2 separate regions of the Homo sapiens genome follow, and region 1 is linked to region 2. A link is an interaction called in ENCODE POLR2A ChIA-PET data of the cell type or tissue named here. Cell type or tissue: OCI-LY7. All regions are shown on one strand.

What was found. Peaks named below come from ENCODE experiments on the same cell type or tissue, not always from the same donor. Only the 100,000 strongest peaks of a DNase experiment are listed, where the experiment ranks them.
Region 1: POLR2A ChIA-PET joins it to region 2 with 6 read pairs; 2 of 35 experiments call an interaction of 5 or more read pairs at or near these places.

What each region holds. Positions count from the first base shown.
Region 1 is chr20:61,895,037-61,903,036 of GRCh38, forward strand. CDH4 (cadherin 4) reads left to right here. Exons shown (of 16, transcript NM_001794.5): 8 at 1-11. Among named protein-coding and RNA genes, the nearest start is that of MIR1257, 55 kb to the right of the region's middle. RefSeq lists an enhancer at 6,046-6,939. In OCI-LY7, CTCF peaks have their summits at 1,420 (motif pointing left) and 1,619; a DNase peak (open chromatin) is centred at 1,405.
Region 2 is chr20:62,025,977-62,033,976 of GRCh38, forward strand. All of the region lies in intron 1 of TAF4 (TATA-box binding protein associated factor 4), which reads right to left. Among named protein-coding and RNA genes, the nearest start is that of MIR3195, 35 kb to the right of the region's middle. RefSeq lists enhancers at 2,029-2,664, 5,200-5,259, 5,300-5,369. In OCI-LY7, no CTCF peak of the experiment used is centred here; DNase peaks (open chromatin) are centred at 5,035, 5,335 and 7,235; H3K4me3 peaks cover 2,019 bases; H3K27ac peaks cover 3,602 bases.

The DNA of each region.
Region 1 (8,000 bases), 130 kb before region 2:
CCGCCAGCACGGTGAGTCCCTCGAAGCTGCCCAGTGACGCATGGCCCGTGCAGGGCAGGAATGCACTGGCGTGCGGCACAGCCTCCTCTCTCTCTGCGGCTCTGCCTGACGGGCACTTGGCAGATAGCGTGTAAGAAAGGCCCTGGGCAGCGGAGGCTGCTGTGTGGAGTGGCTCGATTCCTGATGTGCGCAGTAGGAGAGAGGCCGGGGCTCAGTCAGGGAGGGGACCGGCGGCGGAGGTCGGTTGCCACCTGGGAGGCATCTCTGTGATGTCTGGAGGAGTTGACTGGTACTGCCTGGGCTGATGTCACTGCCACTTTGGAAGGCCTGCGTGTGGGACCCGCTTGGGGAATGCCCAGATGGGGCCTTGGCATGGCGGGTCCATCCCTGTGTGTGGAACTTGGCTGACCCTCTGTGGCCTGCTGTCGGCAGAAAGGGGGTTGTGACTGGGCCCCATACCGGCTGCCTGGGGCCTGAGTGACCATTCACTGAATGTTGTTGAAAGTCCAGTGTGAGCCCCGAGCCCCTAGTTCACAGGGGACCAAACTCTCTCTGGTGGGAACACGGTGGAGACAGGGCTGTAAGGCATGCAGCCCCCACTTCCTCTGGATTCCAGCAGGGCAGCTGCACCACCAGGAGGGACCCTTCCCTTGAAATCTGCAGAGGCCACTGCGCCGACAGACATTTGATGACCCCACTTCCCTGCTGCCCAGCGATCTGGGGAGGTCCCGGCCTTGGCTGTCGCCCTGCTTACCAACCAGGACCCTTTGTGGTGATTCCCTGGGTCCATGGGGTGTGACACGGTGTCCCCAGGCTGTCATTTTGGGCCCCGTGTGGCAGTGCTGACATCATGGGCACGTGGCCCAGCCCCGGGAGCCCCTCTAGAAAGGTCGAAGGCACCAGGCTGGGACGTGCAGAGGGGAGAGTCAGCGAGGGCTCCCAGAGTGGCCGTGGCCCTGAGATGCCAGGATCTCAGGGTCTTCTCTGCTCCTACCACCATATCACCCCCTTCTCCCCCAGGCCTAGGCCCCCGCAGAGCTGTGTGTCAGTCATGATAGCAATGACAGTGGCACACCAGCTGCATCTGTGGAGGTGCCCCTCGGGCACCAGGGTGAGGCCAGGGTGCGGCCAGGGTACAGCCAGGGTGCAGAGCTAGCCTCTGATCCCAGCCAACCCCGACCAACCCAGTGACAGATGAGGACTCTGGGCTCCGGGAGGCTAAGAGGGAGAGGGGAAGGGATGGGGTCAGGAGGGAGACGCTCCTCCCGGTGGGTGGGCCGGCTTGCTGAGAAGGCAACTAAGGCCAGAGCCCCTCGCCACAGCGGCCGTCCCGCATCTGGGCCTCCTGCGTCCTGCATCCCAGGCCTGGGGCGCAGCTGCACCAGGCGGAGGTGGCTGTGAGCACACAACGCCATCTGGTGGGAAGATGGCAGATCACAGCGAAGGAAGCCAGCTCAGCCCCACTGCAGCAGGGCAGGGGGGCTCTAGGTGCTCCCCCAGGCTCCTGGCAGTGAGTCCAGGCAGCAAGCGGCCAGGGCAACCAGGAGCCCGAGGAGCATTTAACCGGGCGCAGCCCCAGGATGCAACAGCTCTCATACAATTGGCCAGGAAGGCGTTCAGATGGTTTGGAAAACACCTGCTTCTCTCTCTTGGCTTCAGTCTCTATTTGCTCTCTTCCGGCCAGTGAGCAATGGTCAGGAAAAGCTCAGGGCCAGGCTGCCGGGGAGTCTGGACATAGGGGAAGCAGCTGCTAACCCCAGGGCCCTGAAGAATAATAACGTCCAGGCCCAAGAGCGCAGCAGGGCTGCACCCACACAGCTGGCCGGACAGCCCCAGCTGTCCTTCCTCCCTGACTCCGAGAAAGAAAAGGAAGTGATGGCAGGGAGGGAGGGGAGAAGGTGACCCAAATTGTGTGGAGCAGGTGTCTCTGCCTTTCTCGGAGCCAGCATCCCTGTGAAGGAAGATGGAGAACCGGCAGGATGTCCCTGACCTGCACATGCTCTGAAAAACGGCCAGCCCAGGGAGTCACACTGAGCCCCCCACAGAATTCTGCATTTGACTCAAGGCAACTTAAAGCACATTGCAGGGGAGAATTCCTGCCTCTGTGTCCCCATGAACGAAAGGTGGGGATGGCCTGATTCTCTGAGACGTTGGGGGGCAGAAGATAAACAAGGGGCATTGTGGTCCTAAATCCCAAAATTCAGAGAATCCCATCATTCCATTGCAAGCCCTACCCCTCGTCTCTGGTCCCCATCCCGAGACTCTGGGAGGCAAGCCCTACCCCTCATCTCTGGTCCCCATCCCGAGACTCTGGGAGGCCAAGGCAGAGGCCCTTCTAGACCTAGTGGACCAGCCACAAGCACTGACCAGCATAAGCACTGACCAGCACTGATCAGCCACCAGCGCTGACCAGCCACCACCATTTACCAGCACTGACCAGAAATGACCAGCCACCAGCACTGACCAGCACTAACCAACACTGACCAGCCATGAGGACTGACTAGCCACCAGCACTGACCAGCCACCCCCACTGACCAGCACTAAGCAGCCCTTGGCACTGAGCTACCCTCGCCGCAACTGCTGACCGGCCACACCACCCTGGGGCTCCTCCTCCTGGGACTGGGGCAGAGGGTCCCCATGGCATTTATTAGAGAGAGGCGTCTCTGTGCTTTTCCAATGGCTAAGCACAGGCTACTGCAGCCTCGTGCGCCTCCCAGAGATGGGCCATTGTCCATCCTTGGTTCCAGGGGGCCTCAGGCAGGTCCCAGACCCCAGATCACGGGGCAGGGGAACGGCATCTCTTGAGGAGTACGCAGATATGTCTAGATGCTTCTCAGCCAGTGTCTGCGGCACCTCCCAGTCTAACACAGTCCGGGAGAGGATCTGCAGTCCACTGCTTTGGTCAGGCCGGCGGGGTGACATGCTAGTGGGTGGACAATGGACGGATGACCCTGGCAGGGAGGGTTCCCTCCACCCTGCGGTGGCTTTTCCAGGTGACTGGGTCGCATGGTCCTGGAGAAGGGGTGTCAGTAAATACTCGGGGTTAGGATGGCCCTTGGTGTGTCCTCCTAGAGATGGGTGACAGGCAGGAGCCCCGGGACACTGTCCATGCCTCACCGTGGGACGGAGCAGGCAGAGGGGCCAGCAGGATGGCGAAGGCCGGCCACACTGCCGCACATGCCGCCAGGCTATTTTTACCAAGCCTAATCAAGAACAATCAGCAGAAGCTACAGAGATGCAGGGGATTTGCATGATCCGATTCTGAGTCCTAAATGTTAATTAAAAGTTATTTTCCCTTCACTGGCTCTGAGCGCGGCTGCACTGCCCACGTGAGGCTGAGTGGGGACCCTCGGCCCTCAGCACTCCCTCCAGCAGGTGAGCATGGGGTCTGCTGCGCTAGAAGCTGGTGGCCACAGAGGACACAAGCTTCAGACCCTGCCCCAAAGCCTCCTATTAACACCGATGGGTCCTGCAGTGAAGTTCTCAGGGACAGGTCCAGACAGCACAGAGTGACCCTGGAGATCTGGCATCACAGGCCTTCCTCCAGGCCACCCCCACCCCATCCACACACATGCTCACGGAGGGGGGGTCCCCTGGAGTCAGGAAGCCCAGCCCTGGCCCCACCCTTGGTCCCTGCCTGCTGTGTAGCCAAGGCCGGAGAGCTGGACCTCTCTGAGCCGCAGGATTTTATCCCGGCTTTCCACCTAGAATTAATCCCACCTCAAGGTGTCGTCGGGAGCACTGCTGATCTATGTGAAAGTTTAAGACTTCAGCAATATAAATCTGCTCTAAAAATGCCATGGGTGGTGCCCAGACCCCCATCCCAGGGGCATGGAGCTGGGTGGCGAGCAGACAAGGTTCCAGCTTTAACAGACCTGGAGTCCTGTCCCGTCTCGGTCTTTCATAGGTGAGGGGCTTACAACAATGTCACCAAAACCTTCTCAGCCCAGTTTCCCCAGCTGTTAAAAGAAGAGGGAGGGCCGGGCGCAGTGGCCCAAGCCTGTAATCCCAGCACTTTGGGAGGCCAAGGTGGGTGGATCACGAGGTCCGGAGTTCAAGACCAGCCTGGCCAAGATGTGAAACCCCATCTCTACTAAAAATATATATTTTAAAAAAAAATTAGCCGGGTGTGGTGGTGCGCACCTGTAATCCCAGCTACTCAAGAGGCTGAGGCAGAGAACTGCTTGAACCTGGGAGGTGGAGGGTGCAGTGAATCGAGATTGCACCATTGCACACTAGCCTGTCTCAAAAAAAAAAAAGAAAAGAAGAGGGAGGTGGTATATCATTGTTGTAGTTTAAAATGCATACATGATAAGACATATTTTGTTTTTACTGTATGTCTTTTGTGAATGATCTATTCCCCGTCCCAAGCAAGCATGAATAAAATCAGGTTAATTTTTTTCTTTTTTGAGACAGAGTCTCGCTCTGTCGCCCAGGCTGGAGTGCAGTGGCGTGGTCTCGGCTCACTGCAACCTCCGCCTCCTGGGTTCACGCCATTCTCCTACCTCAGCCTCCCGAGTAGCTGGAACTACAGGCGCCTGCCACCACGCCCGGCTAATTTTTTGTATTCTTAGTAGTGATGGGGTTTCACTGTGTTAGCCAGGATGGTCTTGATCTCCTGACCTCGTGATCCGCCCACCTCGGCCTCCCAAACTGCTGGGATTACAGGTGTGAGCCACCGCACCCAGCCCAGGTTAAATATTTTTTGAATAAAGAGGGAAGGGAGTCGTGGTGGTTTCCCCACAGGGTCTCCGAGGACAGGATGAGTGGGTCCCCAGCGTTTAGGATGTGCCCAGCTCAGCCAGTGCCTGGTTATCACAGTTGATGTGGAAATACAGATTTTTCTCTCAAAGGGGTTAAAAATGGTTTTGCCAGAGGCAGGGTGTCAGCTGAACTTAGGAGCCCTGGGGTCTGTGGGTCTGTGGTCCCCATGTTTTTGAGGTCCTTCTGGAAGTTCCCTCCCCAAGCCGCCCGAGGATGCTGCCTGCGGTCCCTCCTCGGAAGTGACCCTCCTGGCCAGGAAGAAGGGCAGCCCCAGCTCTGCAGGGCAGACAGGCTACTGGCCAGCCTCAGCGGGGGGGACTGGCTGGGCTGACCCAGGGCAGCTCTCGCCCACAGATCCCCAGCCCCTCAAGCCTGGCTGCGTGCCCACTCTGGCCAAGCCCTGTGAGTCCCTGACTTCTGCAGAAGAAGGGAGAAATTACGATTCAGCGTGAGTTCCTGAGCACAGGAATTTGGCATCTTAAAATTAGAACGGACTCAGTGCCCTTAATTACGCTTGGGTGCACAGTGCAAGCCTCGGCCGCACAGTGCAAGCCTCGGCCATAAATCATTAATTGGAGCCAACTTTTCCGAGCACAGAGGTGGCAGCCGCAGGGACCAGGAGCTCCCACCCACCCGACATCACCTCCCGCCTCCTTGCTCCTCCTACCAGGGACGGCTTCCCAGAGACGGCTGCAGAGGGGGCGCTTCTGAGAGGCCAACTCTGGGTCCACCCTGGGGCAGGGACCAACAGGACACAGGCCCAGAGACGTGGGGGAATGGCGGACTGGAAAGGACAAGCCCAAGGCAGAGACACACAGAAACTTGAGGTCCCTCAGCCTGGGGGTCAAGACTTAGTCCTCCCAGCCGCGGTGCTTCCGCCAGTCTCTCAGGCCTCCTTGGACCCGCCTGTCCAAGCTGCATGGGAGAGATGGGGCCCAGGGGTTGGGGGTGGGCGCTGGGCCAGACTCCCCAGCTTCAAGCCTGGCTCCACAACTGACCAGCTGCTGACCTTGGGCAAGTTGCCTCCCTTTCCTCATCTGTTCCTGCCTGATGGGTGTGTGAGGACCGAATATTCCCGGATATCAGTCCCTTGGCAGCGTACCTGACTCAAAGAAAGACCAATGAGTAAAACAGCAACAATATGGCCATCGTGGCTGTTGTATGATTAATAATGCCGATTGATAGCAATTGTGTCCTTCACCCTGGCACAGATGAGCTGCTGACAGGAGCTGCCTGAAGTTGTGCTCCAATCCCGGGTAAGAAGATGGGTCAACCTCTCTGTCCTTTCTGGGAAGGGAGCAAGCCAATCTGGTCTATGGACCCAAAAGCCCAAAAAGGGGTTTCAGGTTAATTTTTAGCTAAATGACTGGTCCTTTCACTCAAGCGGGTATTGCAGTGAGCAGGAGCAGGAGCAGGAGGAGTAGGGGCAGGGGCAGGGGCAGGGGCAGGGGCAGGGCCTGCAACTTCCTTCTGGTCACAAGAGCCACAGATCCGACAATTCTGATTTGTGAACTCAGAACTCAGCAGAAATCGTCACTGTTTTACTGAATAGAACACAGAATTGCAAAAAGCAATAATGTTGTAATGTCCAAAGGAGCTGTGGTTTGTAGGTTTACGCTATCAATTTTCCAATGCAAGCAATCACAGAACAGAGAACTACAGCTGGCTGTGTCCCCAGGTGGCTCCCAGCCCCGTCGGGGGGCGCAGCAGACCACACCCCAGCCAGACAGGAGCCGTCAGGGCCGGCGCTCAGCTGTGCTAGTTACAGTGATGGATCCGCTGAGCTCCGGCTGGGCAAGAGCACCAGGCTTGGGCACTTCCCTCCAATTAGATGCCCTCGTCCACACCGGGCTCCGGCCGGGAGAAGCAGCACCCAACGCCGGGTGGCTGGGAACGTCAAGGCCTCATTAGGACCAGCCGGACGCTTCTGAGTAAGCGGCAGCTCAGTGAAAGCATCAATCCCACGCTGGCCCATGGGGTTGGGGTGACAAGGGCAGCAGCAGAGTCCCATTTCCGCTCATTCAGACCTGCTCCGTGGGAAGAGGCAAAAGGAGGTCCTGAGCCTTCCAGGAGACAAAGCTGGGCCTCAGTGGCACCACTGTCCGTCAGAGGTGGAAGTAAAGTTCGCAGTCGGCCGTGGCTCATCTTTATGAGATATTGACTCACCGCCACTAGTCTAGTTGCCAGGAAACAGGATGTGGGAGGGACAGACAAAAATTAAGTACAGCAGCAAATCACCAAGATGCAGTCCTGCGTGTCACACCTGAGGAGCAGCCTGGAGCCAGGGGCACCTTCTGGCTTCCAGCAACTGATGGAAATTCAAACCATGACGTGTTCAGTCCTTGGAGTTCCAGAATCGTGAAAGGCGGGTCCTCGGCAGGCGTGGAGGCATCGTGGATGGCCGTTTTCAGAGCAGGGCAGGCAGCACAAACGGATGAACGATGCAGAGGCAGAAAAGGTCAAGCCGGGGCCTCTGAAACCAGGACCCCCGGGGCCTCCATTCCAGGAGAAGCAGCCTCACTCTGCCCTTCACCAGCCACGGAGACCCGGGGTCTATGGGCAGTGCCCTAAATGCCAGCCATGCCCTGGGGCACGCGGTCACCACCCCGCAGAACCGCTCCCGTGCTCGTTGCAGGAGTGCAAGGGCAGATCCACAGAGGAGCGTGCGGGGCCCCACCTTCCCAGGGATTTGCAGGCAAATGAGCGGCCGTTGACACAGGGACAGGCACACCTTTTCTTGAATGGTCTGGAGAGTAAATGTTTGCGCTTTGGCTGCCGGAAGGTCTCCGTGGCAACTCCGAAACTCCGCCATTGTAGGACAAAAACAACCACAGACAAAACAGAAGCGAGTGGGTGTGGCCATGTCCCAATAAACTTTATTTACAAAAACAAAAAGATTCAGGCCACAGGCTTGTTGTCGAGCCCTGACTTCACCTATAGCAAAGAGGCTACATAGGTGTCGTTTTGGGAATATTTGAAGGAGGAAGATTCTAGCATTGCAGACGTCTAAGTATGAGGTCAGCGCCTCGTCACCACCTGTCTCAGAGAGCTGATTAAAAATCTCACACCACACACAGCAGAGGTGGCACAGGCCTGTAGCTCCAGCTACATGGGAGGCCGAGGCAGGAGGATCACTTGAGCCCAGGAGTTCGAGGCTGCAGTGAGGTGTGATCATGCCACTAAACTCCAGCCTGGGCAACAGAGCAAGACTGTCTCAAAAAAAAAAAAAAAAAAAA
Region 2 (8,000 bases):
CTCAGTTTATTGCTGTGGATCACACCCCAGTAAAGCTCTTAAAACACACGCAGAGAGCCCTTAGAGAGCAAGAAAAAGGTACAACCCTCCCGGCAAAAAATAACGGAAAGCATAGTTTTAATCCTCTTCCTCCCAACGTCCTTCCCGAGTGAAAATAACTGCCAAGTTCACAGCTAGCACACGACCTTCCCCCACCAGCCCTGCCTCTTAAGAACACTAGGAGCTGCCCGAGAGTCGTATTAACAACTCTGTTCACCACCACACACAAAAACCAGGCCACGTTCAATGAGTTTTACTCTACCTGACCCCGTGAGCAACACAGGGACGTGAGTGTGCTGTCGATGGCACCCCAAGCGATCACACCCTCCACCACACTGCCTTTTTAACAGAGTATCTCACTGAGTAGCTCGGAGCATGAAACAGCTGCAGGGGTTCTCAGCTCCCAGCCTCCGAATGAAAGTGCGTGCTCAAGTCTCTGAAAAATAACACCAAGCTAGCTCCTTTGATGGAAAAGGGATCCCCCAAAATGACGCAGAAGGAACCGTGGTCAGGCCTGAGGAGCAGGCCACAAAGTACCAGCTCTGTGGGAGCTGGCTCCAGCCCCCATCTCCACAAAGCCGCAGGTGGACAGACTGCGCGCACCCTCCACACCCTCTGGAAAGCCAGGCTCCGCAGAAACACGAATCCAGCAGGCCACACTCGGCACAGGAAAGAGCAGCCTCTCCTGAAGGATCAGCAGCTCTGCTCCGCAGGCAGAAATGGGGCCTCCACCAACCCACCCACGGCTTGCTGCCGCCCCGTGAGTGGAGAGCTGGGCCCAACACTCTCCCCCGGGCTCTGATTCTAGGATTTATCCTTATTCCTTAGGTGGTCTGCACAGCAGTCAGCCAACTCAGCATCCCCTCATCATTTGGCCAAATTTCACAAATACGCAGTTGCTCACCTTAGAGCAAAGTTAAAACACCAACCCGTGGAGACTTCTACTCATGATTTGTTTCACTCGTTAATTCCTCTGCGACTCAACAGGAATGCTTACCCTCGTGCCTGTGTACAAAAGAGCTACGTGCAAATCAACACAAAAGAAATGGCAACAATACACCAAACTCCGAGTGAGAAGTTCACCCTGAAGTTTAAAGACTGTCTTTCACCTCAAAATGCAGAGGCACTGCAAAAGTGCATCTGTAGTGATGGCCAGATGTGGCTCTCAGGGCCCAGTGCAGAAACCTGGAGTGGAATGAAGTTTGGGAAGAAGCCAGCCTCGCAGCCCTGAGAGCCGAGCAGCGTCGTCAAAAGAGCAAGGTGCAAACCCTAAACGGGCACTGTGACTGATGGGACTTGCCCCTGGAAAACCTTCACCCAGCCTTCAGCATCGGCCTACACAGTCCCTCCTCCCCCTTGGCATTATCACAGTTGCAATTCGGTGACTGTTTTGTGATTTAGTCATTCCCTAACGTCTGTCTCCCCCCTCAACGCAAGCTCCCTGGGCTCAGGGATTAAATCTCTTAAGTTCACACAAATGAACAGATTGGAGAAAAGTTTAGTGAATGCACAGGTGTGCTGTGCCTACCCCAGGCCCATCCTCTCCCACCGTATATGCTAATTCCTTACCTGTCTCCGTTTCTCCTGCCAACCACAAAACCATACTACTGGAACTGTGTCAAATTTATCCATTTTCAGAACAGGATAAAATAACCTTGGCAAATAATTAATTTTCTGCATTGGATTCCTAAAAAAATCATTAACTTTACCTCACAAACATCTAAATCACATATTCATTCAAGAGGTGTTTATGCAACACTGACTGTCACCAAGCCCTCAACACACAACGGAGGGCACAGCAGGCATGGCCCACATCGCTCCATGCGCACGGGGCAAAGAAACAGTGACTGAGAAACAGCCTCCCGCCTGCCCCTTGACCCCTCTCAGTTCCCTGCTGGGTGGGCTGCTCTCCCCTCACCTCGGCGGCCTAGGTCGTGCAACCAGTCAGCCAGGCCAGGAGTTGTATCATTCTGAATTGCATTTTCCAGGTTGTAAAAGCAGCTTCTAAGCCATCTGATTGCTCACAGCCACCTCTCCATGGTGCAGGGTCCCACACGTGCTCTGCTCCTGCAGCTGAGCCTCCCTAAAGCACTGAGCAGAGGCCTGGACACCCAGGAGCCGCACCTGCTCTGGGATGCTGGAGGTGCTAAGGGGGGCCGGTCAGAGTGACCAACAGGGACAGACCCACCCAACACACGGGTTCTGGCCTTTTTGCCTACCAGGGCTTCTGGAAACTCAAACATACCCCCCAAAAAAATGCTACCTCCTTGAATTGAATTCTCTTTAAGTTAACTTTAAATGGCTGAGGTATTTTGGTAAAAATACTTCAGGATATTACAGTTGACCTTTGAAAAACATGGGTCAAACTTCCAGGGTCCACTTACATGCAGATTTTTTTCAACCAAGCAAGGACTGAAGATACGGCATTGACAGGACATGAAACCCACGTACACAGAGGGCTGACGTTTTGCTCGCTTGGGTTCCACAGGGAACTTGTATGTGCGTACGGGGCCCTGGAACCATCCCGAGAACACTGCGGGGCGACTGTATCTGGCGCCATCACTTTAGGAAATTCTTAGCACATGGACACACCTCCGTGAACAGGTACAGTGCACATGCGTGTCTGTCAAGCCACAGCCTGGGAGCAGAGCCCTGCTGCAAACTTCAACCCAAAGCTGCTTCTAAAAAGCTCGTGAGCAGCCTTCAGTGAGGCTGGCATCCACCTGACCTCCAACACAGATCTCCTTCCCGACAGTGAGCTCACATTCAGGAGTGCCATAAAGCACCTGCCTAAGCCTCCAATGATACTCAACAAAGGCACAGGCTTGCATCCCATAAATACCAACCCCTGTGTCAGCTACAGGTTAAAACTGCTTTGCTCAAAACTTAGGAATTCATGGGCCAGGCGCAGTGGCTCACACCTGTAATCCCAGCACTTTGGGAGGCCAAGGCAGGCGGATCACGAGGTCAGGAGATCGAGACCATCCTGGCTAACATAGTGAAAACCCGTCTCCACTAAAAATACAAAAAATTAGCCGGGCACGGTGGTGGGCGCCTGTAGTCCCAGCTACTCAGGAGGCTGAGGCAGGAGAATGGTGTGAACCCAGGAGGCAGAGGTTGCAGTGACCCAAGATCGCGCCACTGCACTCTAGCCTGGGCGACAGAGCGAGACTCTGTCTCAAAAAAAAAAAAAAAAACTTAGGAATTAATGGATCTAGGGAAGGTGTACATAGCTGTTTGTTGTACTCATTCTTTTAAGTTTGAAATTTTGCAAGATAAAACTCGGAGGCAAGGACTGTTTTGCTATCTAGACATGCAACTCTGTGTGATAATCTCCACTTGGGGGCGGTGGGCAAGTGGAGTAACAAGGTAAACAGTGGGACTCCTGGTAAACTCTGACACAGAAGCCCTTCGAAGGGAGCCCTGCTAGCTCTGCAGCACCAGGGCCCAGTGCCCACGTGCGCGCGCGCGCACACACACACACACACACACTCATACATGCACACTCCATCCAATCACCTGTACTTGGGGCTGCCGTGGTGGGGCGGGGTAAGGAAGGCCTGACTCCTGGCCTCCAGGAGCTGACAGTCTGGTAAAGAATGGGAATGCAGGCTGGGAGTGGTGGCTCACGCCTGTAATCCCAGCACTCTGGGAGGCCGAGGCAGGCGGATCACGAGGTCAGGAGATCGAGACCAGCCTGGCCAACATGACGAAACCCCGCCTCTACTAAACATACAAAAATTAGCTGGGCGTGGGAGCACACACCTGTAATCCCAGCTACTTGGGAGGCTGAGGCAAGAGAATCGCTTGAACCCGGGAGTCGGAGCTTGCGGTGAGCCGAGATCGCGCCACTGCACTCCAGCCTGGTGACACGGCAAGACTCCGTCTCAAAAAAAACAAAAAAAAGAATGGCAGGCACAGGTAACCCACAGTGGTCAGGGGAAGCCTCAGGGCTGGGCCAGAAGGAAGAACAGTGCGCCGCAGGGGCATGGTCACGGTGAAGCTGCCCATGTGGGTGTCAGGAGCTGGCCAGGTGGAGGAAAGACGCACAATGCCAGCGCTGCGAGGCCAGGCGAGCAGCGCAGCGGGCCAGAGCCCCGATAGGGGTGTGCGGCCACGTGCACAAGGAGAGGAGGCAGCAGAGGCCTCTGCAGCACTCCAGGGAGCGGAATCACAGGCAGGGACGCCAACGAGCCCGCCAGGAAACTGGACACCTGCATCTCCACAGTGCCCGGTCAGTGCAGGCAACGAATCTGAGTTTCTGGTGTCCTGGATAGGACGACACAGCAGCATCACAAGCATCACAGACGTCACCACCCAGAGTCAGGACACCACAGCCTTTTCATGCCAAAGCCCAATACTAATTTAGATTCGCTTTCATGCGTAGACAGACACATAATTTAAAACAGCTCTGAAACATTAAAATGATTTTCCAGTCATTCAACAGTTAATAAAGTTTACCCTGCCCAGCAGTGCCCATTTCGGCTTTTTCTTAACTGTCACACCCCACTGCGGCCTGTCGTGCCTCGAAGCACATTTTCAATTAGCCCTGAAGCCAGAGGACGCACTCGCAGGATGGGCTGGACAGTGCTGGGAAGGGTCTTGCTTGCCCTACTCCACACACCTCAGTACAGCCTCCAATTTTCCAATTAACATGCTTAGAGTAATAATTTTTTGAAAACAAATTTCGTCCAAAAACTTTACTAAGTTGCCAATAATGTTGAATTGTCTTATCTACTTTTTAAACTGGCCCCACAAAATGTATCAGGTGACCACGAAAGCAACACCAAGGGCCACACAGCACAGATGTGGAACCTCATGGATAAACACGTGGCAGGGCCTGATTCAGGAGGCTCTCCGTACCCCACCACCTCCACAATACGATGGCCTCCTTCACCTCTTCTCAGTACTCAATTCACTTGCCCAACTGCACCTGAGCTTCCTGAAATGCCTGAGTCTATTTGACAGACACAACATGCAACAAACAGGAAATGACTTGCACTTGGTCTCAGGCAGGTTTTTCTCCACGGCTTTAGGTGAAAGGCTTCTGTTGAAAACACTGAGCACCTGGTATCACTTCTGCCTTCGTGAAGCCTTCCCTTATATTCTCAGCCATTCCTGGTTTCTAATTTTCTCAGGTTTCTAAAATCTCTGAAACCCACAAGCCTCATGTGACTTCACTGACTCCCTCTTTCAGGGAGCCTGGGTCCAAGGTCGGAACGTGGCCAGGCTGCTCCAGGCTGGGCGTCCAAGCCCTCGTCCTCCAGGCACCGCACACCTTGAGGCCCAGCATGTGCAGAATCAGGCTGTGCTCGCTTCCGCCGACAGCAGTGAGCATGCTGGCTGGGCCCAGGGTGCCTTCTCGACACTTTGCTAAACCTCAGGATAAAGCATATTCATCTGCACATATTTAACTCCCAAGACTCTAAAAATCCTGCACTAACAGAGAGCCTTCACTTCTGCACAATTTTAACATGTGCTCTTTCATCTGCAGATTCTGAATTCATTCAAATGACACTTTGGGCATTCCCTTTGCCTTGACTGAGAGCTCAGTTCCAACTCTGTGCCCACCTCCCAGCCTCCCCCTACCCTACTCCACTAGCAGCTGAACAGAGCCCAAGGTGGGCGTTTTTCACTCTATTCTCCCTCTCCCCTCACTTTCTCATTAATCATATCTTCTTGGGTTATGAGTACTTTTCTTAGTCACCGTAAGTTCTTACTAGAGTAAGCACATGTGTCAACAAATAAAATAATCAACAAGCAAAGGCTCCCACCAAAACCCCAGGGAGACGCCGGGGTGCAGGGCATGCAGCCCCTGGCACCCGGAGACGGGGCTCGCAGGGAAGGCCCCGTGGAACAGCCCGGGAAGAGGGCAGCTGGCCCAGCAACACCGAGACACGGAACGCACAGGACACTTCCAAACAAAAGTTCCAGATTCTTCTCACCATCAGCAAGCAAGAAGGAAACAACCCTCCTTTCCTCAGAGCTCCCCCGCAGCACTGTCCTTCTGCGAGCCTGCACCTCCCATCTCGCACTCTTCCTGAAGCCAGCAGTATCTCAGCACCTCTGGAGTCTCCATGTTAAGACTTCACATATTTGGATACGTTTGATCTGCTAACTTAAAAACAGTTAGTGAAGTCACCATTTGGATGGTGCTTCCAGGCCAGCGGTGGGGGCAGTCAACTCTGCAAGCAGTCGGCTCTGCTTTTCTGAGAGGACAAGGACCATGCTCAGATTCCCTCCACCCCCGAACTCCTGCTCCCTGAGCTACCATCTCAGCAGTTTCTGTGTCCCCTGATGGGCCAGGACACAGGACTTCTCTAACCTAAAGTCTACACGTTTGTCCAGATGGCAACAAGCATCGCTTCTCTTCCACATGTTCACTGTGTTTTAAGGCAGCTTTATCCACAGAGGCTGGGGAAGGGAGACCAATCTGAGAGTGCCAGTGGCAAGAAGAGGAGCTCGGGGCCACAGGCAGCGCCTGCTGTCTGCAGAGGATGGGCTTCCAGAAGGCCCGGTGGCCCACCAGGGCCTCGGCTCTCAGCACCTGAAACCACATCCCCAGCACTCAACTCCCAATGTTCTGCTTACTTTCAAAATGTTTTAAATAGTGCCAATCCCATGCACAATTTCAAGAAAACTGAGGTCAGCTGGCAGATGACATGGACCTTAAATGACTTACAGCAAAACGTCAGTTCTCCAGAACCCAACTTTCAGACAACCTCACTTATCAGAACACATTGGCAGGGAGACAGCAAAGCAGGGGCTCTGAGCAGCCGGTGGCCAACCAGCACACACTGGGCACTGGCCCCAAATCAGAAACACATGTGGATGGTACACACCCTCCTAGAGCTTCCGATCAATCCGATTCATCAGTCTATGCTAGGAAGGGAAGCTGCCCAGCCCTCTAAGAACCTGCCACCAGCAGATCTTCTTGGCCTCATCTGAGCACCGAGACTGGCTTCTCGAAGGAAGCAGCTGGGAAATGATGGATGCGGGGGGAAAAAAAGAGGGGAGGCAGCTGTCTGGACGTGGTGAGAGGCAGGAGGGCAAAGAAAGCAGCAAGGATACGGTGAGGGAGTGACCTAGGAAGAGCAGGGCAGAGGGCCACCCACAGGAGAAGAGTGAGGCCACAGATGAGATCCCTCAGCTCTCAGCAGGGCGGGGTCAGGCAGGGTGGCCTCAGCCCCCAGCGGATGGCTCTGGTGCTCTCCATGAAGCAACAAGGGGAGCCACCTGCCAAGATGCGTGTGTGGCAGGAATCAGAGACCAAGGCAGAAGAGGGAGGTGGCAGGACAAAGGAGCTAACAAGGGCCCTGGTGGGTTTTAAATAATAGGAAGGCATTTGATACGATCCAACATCCATTGAGACAAACTAACAAATATCCCCTGCCCCAAGAAAAGCAAACAGAAAGCAACTTCAGAAAATAAGAAGTGGGAGCTGGGCAGGGTAGCTCACGCCAGTAATCCCAGCACTTTGGGAGACCAAGTCAGGCAGGTCACTTGAGGTAAGGGGTTCAAGATCAGCCTGGCTAACATGGCGAAACCCCGTCTCTACTAAAAATACAAAAATTAGCCAGGCATAGTGGCGCATGCCTATAATCCCAGCTACTCGGGAGGCTGAAGCACAAGAATTGCTTGAACCCGGGAGGCAGAGGTTGCAGTGAGATGAGATTGTGCTATTGCACTCCAGCCTGGGCAACAAGAGTGAGACTCCGTCTCAAAAAAAAAAAAAAAAGAAAAAGGGCCAGGTGAGGTGGCTCACGCCTGTCATCTCAGCACTTTGGAAGGCTAAGGCGGGTGGATCACGAGGTCAGGAGATCGAGACCATCCTGGCTAACACGGTGAAACCCCTTCTCTACTAAAAATACAAAAAATTAGCTGGGCATGGTGGCAGGCGCCTGTAGTCCCTACTACTTGGGAGGCTGAGGCAGGAGAATGGCGTGAACCCGTGAGGCAGA